2 separate regions of the Homo sapiens genome follow, and region 2 is linked to region 1. A link is a loop called in an ENCODE intact Hi-C map of the cell type or tissue named here. Cell type or tissue: heart right ventricle. All regions are shown on one strand. Links, peaks and the distances in the headings refer to the core of each region. The heading gives the core; the rest is flanking DNA.

Region 1 (2,920 bases), core at 273-2,772:
GTTAAGTGATTTTGATGTCGTTGCCCAAGATTTTTGGTTTTGTTTTTCGTAACTCCACATTTCCAGGTTTGAGGACCACAGTACAAGTTCCCTAAACAAGCCATCTCCACCAGGGCTGAGACTTAAGTAGGTATCAATGAGCAAACCCAGACGCCAGCAAGTAATTCTTTGTTACAACTATTTTCAGCTGCACATTTTTTTAAAATGGTTTTGAAACTTCCTGACAAACAATTTCATTCACAGCATGAGAAATAATGTAATCATGAGACATAGCAAAGACAAAGTATAAATATTTCCCTTACCTGGATCATGGAAAGGCACCAACGCAAAGTTGAAAAGAGGTCTTTTAGGTCTTTTCAAAGACGTCTCCAAAATTTTGGAAGCCCCTTCAATCACCTGAACTAAATCATCATACATAGAACCAGTCACATCAAACACAAAAGCCAACGTGGAGGCCCCCTCGGGAATTTCCTCAGCTCTGATCTCTGACTGGGGGCTCGCATCTTGAGCTAGGGAAGAATAAAGAAGAGCAAACAGGAATACTGTATGGACAACTTCCCAGGAAATCATTTTCTTTTTTTTCCCCCTCTTTTTCCCCCTCAGCGCCTAAGCACTGTGCTCAGTCCTCCTCAACAACAGGCAGAGGGTTTCCTCTCAGAGTAACTCATCAGACTCTTGGAATCTCTGAACTAGCAAAAAGTTTGGCGCTGAGAATCAGACGGGGACAAGCACCAAACTCGAATCCCTCCAGGGGTTGGGCAGGGCAGGGATGCGGCAGCTTTTGTCTGGATGCGGCTTCCTCCTGGACTGCTATCTGCCCGCGGGCCCTGGACAGCCTGTGGCGGAGTGCGGGCGGCGCGTCGGGTCCATGCCCCGGGGGCAGCTCTGAGCCTGCGGCGCCGCGGCCCGAATCCCGCTGCCCTCGCCGCCGCCGCTGCTCTCCGCCTGGGCCAGCGACTGAGGTTCCCAACTTTCCACTGTTTGCAGCTCACGAGCGACGAGGGGAAGCCTGGCTCGGCCTCGCCTCCTGATTGGCCAGTTGCCGTCCTCCCTCCTTTGCTCTGGAGGCCCCCCCGGAGGGTGACTTTTCCCTCCACTGATTGTAGGGTCAATTCAGTCCCAGGGAAGCGCTTACGGTGTCAGCTCGGTTCCCACCGGCACCGTTCCTAACCTGCAAAACGCTAGTGTAAACAATGGCTTTCAAGAATGTGTGGCAAAGACCCAAACCGAGGGACACCACACTAGCACAAAGGGAATTTTGTTTTTCTATTGTGTACAACGCGGCTTTAGACACCTCTTTCCTAATTCCCCCCAAAAGTCAAGACGCCCCAGCCCAGCCTCCTGCCTCTCAGCCCACAACTCGGCCCAGCCAGGAGGGGGAGCTGGAAAATTCTCTCAGCTGCGAGGCAGCCACACTATCGCTCTTTGATCTCCTCTGAGACTCTGGACTGCAGGGAAGGAAGGGAGGACAACGCTGAAGGGGCAAGAAGCCCAGGAAGAGGAAAGGGGCTGCTGAGGGAAATGAGAGACAAGAACTAGGTAGTCACTAACTGTAGAGGGGAATGTGAATACAGGATGGAAGCCCCGTAGAAAGGACAAGGAGGAGGGGCGAGAGAGGTGTGGGGAAAGATGAGACATAAAATTCATATTAAAGAGAAAATTGATTTTTTAATTGTATTATCAAGATTCACATTTGCTGAGCAGTTTGAATCCTACGCTCAGCATAGTAAGGCAGAATAATATCCCCGTTTCAGATTTCCTCCCCTGGAACAGTCATGCCTCAGGTCTCAGCCAAAGATCTATTGGAAAGGTGCTCCCCTCTATGGCATTTTCTTGCCAGTCAAGAAGGAAACCTCACCCTGGAAGACATGCCAACGTTTTTCCGTGTTGTGATTGCTATATACGTTATAGTACTAATAACAGAGATAAGAGGATAAGCAAAGAAAGTCTACCATGAACTAAGGATTCTTTATGTCATTTTAATAAAAACGCATTTCCTTCCTGGAAAAGGAGTTGTTGTCCAGATCCCAGCATTTAAAGAGGGGCAAACAGGCATCTTGATCTCTGTTTGGATGTATATTAGACCGCCCACCCAACGGAGATGCAGCCTGAGGAAGAGTTAGCTCCCACCAACCTTTTGTAATCTACAACTGTCTTCTCTTTCAGTCCCAGCGGCTGTGGAACCCGAGTTTATGATACCTATAAGTCATGTCACTTAAAGGAAGCAGACAGGCCATTTGGGCTGAGTGGGAATATGAGAGGAAAGGGGGAAGGTACTTCCTTCTCAAGCAGTATTTAGAGAATGCTATTTGAGTCTCCCATTCCGTTGTTTATTTAAAAAGGATTTCATTCTAAGTCTTAGAGACCTGAGCTATTCCAGGTGCTCAAGGGAGGCCACAGAGCCTAGTGATTAAGAGTTCTGGGTCAGATACCCTGGGTTGAAAGCCCAGCTGTGACATTTAACTGTGTGACCTTCAAGAAGGTTACCAAACTTTTTCAGACCTGTGTTTACTCAGCTGTAAATGGGAATAATGATAGCACCCACCTAATAAGGATTAAATGATCTATAAATGTTCCATGTGCACTTGAAAAGAATGCTGTTGGGTGGAATGTTCTATAAATGTTAATTAGGTCAAGTTGTTTAATAATGTTCCAATCTTCTATATCCTTACTGATTTCTGCCTATTTGTTCTATCAGTTTTTGAGAGTGGTATTGAAATATCTGACGACAATTGTGGATTTGTGTATTTCTTCTTGCAGTTCTATGAGTTTTAGCTTCATGTATTTGAAGCTCTGTGGTTAGTTACATAAGCACATAGGATTATTATGTCCTTTTGACATAATGGACATGAATTGACGCCTTTATCATTATGAAGTTGCCTTCATTGTCCCTGGTAGTATTATTTGTTCCAAAATATAC
Region 2 (2,920 bases), core at 231-2,730, 250 kb before region 1:
ATACTCGATGTTCTCAAAATAGTGGTGATTTTGATTAAAGAAGCTTGCATATATGAAAGTTCCTAACATAGTGAGAAGAAGACAATAAAAGCCCAATCTATAACAGGCGTTTCCTTTCCATCCTCTGGAAAGATGAGACTGGAACTGCTCCCGGGAGCTCAATCACTCATCATTTCTCTTCCTTAAAATCAGATTTTTCAAGGATTATCATAACTACTCTGGAGAAGTTTTTTAGAACTAGAGACACCAGAAACCTCAGTGCAAAAAAATCCCTTGGAAGGCTTAGATTAGATATGCTACATACTCATATTTTCCTATGGCTGGGTTCACTCTTTAGATAATTTATTCTTAAAGAATTGCCAGCAAATCCCCAGCCCTAAACAACAATGCCAGGCTACTCTCTAAAGCAAGAAAATTAATTTTCAGAATCATCATGGAATATTCATCTTTCAACTATGCTGTCAATTTGTGGCAACATGGAATAAGCCATTTTGATACAAACATACTGAGTTTGACAGCAATAAAGAAAAGTGGCAAATTTAGGCAACAGTTTTGAAATCTAATGACATTTGGGTGTGGAAGAGAAGTTTCTTTTCAGATTGTCAATCTATATAAACCAATATGACAATTAAACTGTTTTGTCATTTTAATTTACACTTATACTTGTATTCATTCATTATTTTAAGAATTGGATTGACAGCCTTTAATGAGTATTCTTAAAAATGGAGACACAGAATGATGAAGGAACAGCACTGCTAATTAACATAAATACAGAGGTATAGAGAGCTGCTAGGCTGCATCACATCCATCTGCTAAATGTCTGCAAGATTTAGTTAATGCCAAATGGCTGCACTAATTTTTTAACTCCATTGACTAAATTAGTTACTCATTTTGGACTAAAATGGACAAATGAATTTTGTGAAATGATCTCTTAATTTTTAATATTAAAACTTCTTGCATCACAATACACCATATCATTCGTTTGTCTGTATCCTCGCCCCTCTGATAGGAAAGACATCCTAATTAATCCTGTCATTTTTTTCACCCAAGTGAAAATTCAGCCTCAGAATCCTATCCAACACAATATTCTAGGCAGTCACTAGAAGTCAAAGAGAGATAACATGAGGGCACTCCCACACTAGATTCTTAAACTAGTCTATAAGCACTGTTCAAGAAATCTATGGTCTGGTCTTCTTGAAAAATAGTTACACAACCATATCCAATCTGTCAGTATGCATTTATTCCTCTAGGTTATAACTAATTTAGTGTTGCTTTAGTATTTCTTCAAAATAATATTTCTCCAAGAATATCTAAGGTGATGTGGTGGATACTTAACGTAAAACTGAGAAAGGTGGAAGAGGCTGTTTAAGAGAAGCAGACATAACAAAAGAAAATGGTCTGCATTCAGTGATATTGTCAATAGACCAAACAAAATTGGAAAACTACTGGACTCTCCAATTCACACTCTAAATAAAGAATAAATCAACTACTAAAAATAAGTATTTTGTAGTACTTTCTTCCCTCAGATATTCAGCTCTGAACACAAAGCTATTTTTAATGCAATGGTTTTTTTTGTTTTTTTTAAAAAAGCAATGTTGCAGAGTCTTTAAAAAGTATATTAAAAAGTTATGACAATTTCTTAATCTATGAAGCTGTCAATTATTGAGATGTAAAAAGCTGGTTACTGTTAGTCACGAATGGAAAAAAGATTGCTTCTGGATCTTCTTATTTGTGACCTTTAAGTTATTTAACATGCAAGAAGATTGTTTGGAGCACATGAGGTGACCTTTAGAAAAGCTTAGGTCATTTCTAGCTCAAGCACAAAGGGGTCATTAGTAAGGACATGCTGGTTGCACAATCCAAAAAGAAAAGGCAATCTGGAGGGTATAATGAGTTCAGCTTGTCTGAAATTAAAATGTATTTTTAAACATAATTCTTTGAGAGCCAAGGTCACTTTTAACAATTAAGAAACCACTTACAAAACCCCTTGGCCAGACTCAGCTGGTGACTCCCAAGAATGTCTTTTTGTGTACATAAAAAAGGGAAATCTGGAAACAACATTAACAATGTAGATATTGTTCAAGAAATAGGAAATAACAATTAAGAGAGATATCTAATTGTAATTAGAGGAACAGAGTTATTTGATTAAAATATAAGAACAACTACTTTGAACACAGTTTCGAAACAATAACATTGGGTGTGTCTCTTACCATGCACAACCACAGAGGTAGTTTTGTTATTGGTCCCAGCAACGTTACTGGCCACACAAGTATATTCACCACCATCCTGAAGCTGAACTCTTTCAATATGGAGGCTCCCATCACTGCGCACAGTGATGTAAGGATTTTGGAGCAACTTAAAGGAAAAAAAAAGGTAATTTTTATTTAAAAAGAAAGGATTTGTGAGAGTCAAAAATGAACCTGCTTTTTCTTTTTTTCCCAACTGGGTTACTAAAAGTCTATAAACAAAATATTCTAATGTCCTTAAGTGAAGAACGATGAGCATAAATGTTACCAAGAGTGTGATTGTACAATTTAATCCTGATATACCTCCAAATATTATACCTATTAATATTTATCAGAGAGTTAAGCACAAGCTAAAAAAAGAAAGATATAGACATCACTTGTTTAATGTTCCTGTAAATTTTGTCATCACTCAAAACCCAAATTTCACTATAATATTTACTTTTGGCTTAAAGTGTTCTTTTCCAAGAAGGCCTTATTACCACTAGCAAGCCATTTGATATTTTTATTTTGGCACATAGGCACTTACTCATGCCAAGGGAGAAGGACTTAACCTCAACACCCACCCTTGTTAGGTAACAGATGCAAATATTAGTGGACAATATGTGACATCTGAATTGTGTCAGGGAGGGCTGGTAATATTTTCAGTTAAGAATGATCACCTCTAAATCTGTATC

The links. Hi-C counts contacts between places; a loop is a spot of excess contacts. Peaks named below come from ENCODE experiments on the same cell type or tissue, not always from the same donor. Only the 100,000 strongest peaks of a DNase experiment are listed, where the experiment ranks them.
Region 2: a loop joins it to region 1, with 2.6 times the contacts of the local background. A loop is called at or near these places in 3 of 110 quality-filtered maps.

The regions. Positions count from the first base shown.
Region 1 is chr1:185,732,430-185,735,349 of GRCh38, reverse strand. HMCN1 (hemicentin 1) reads right to left here and starts at 959. Exons shown (of 107, transcript NM_031935.3): 1 at 303-959. The coding sequence starts at 570. In heart right ventricle, for the core only: a CTCF peak has its summit at 1,352 (motif pointing right); DNase peaks (open chromatin) are centred at 475 and 1,029; H3K4me3 peaks cover 1,531 bases; H3K27ac peaks cover 2,152 bases.
Region 2 is chr1:185,983,604-185,986,523 of GRCh38, reverse strand. HMCN1 (hemicentin 1) reads right to left here. Exons shown (of 107, transcript NM_031935.3): 19 at 2,211-2,355. Among named protein-coding and RNA genes, the nearest start is that of HMCN1, 250 kb to the right of the region's middle. In heart right ventricle, for the core only: no CTCF peak of the experiment used is centred there; no DNase peak of the experiment used is centred there; H3K27ac peaks cover 2,500 bases.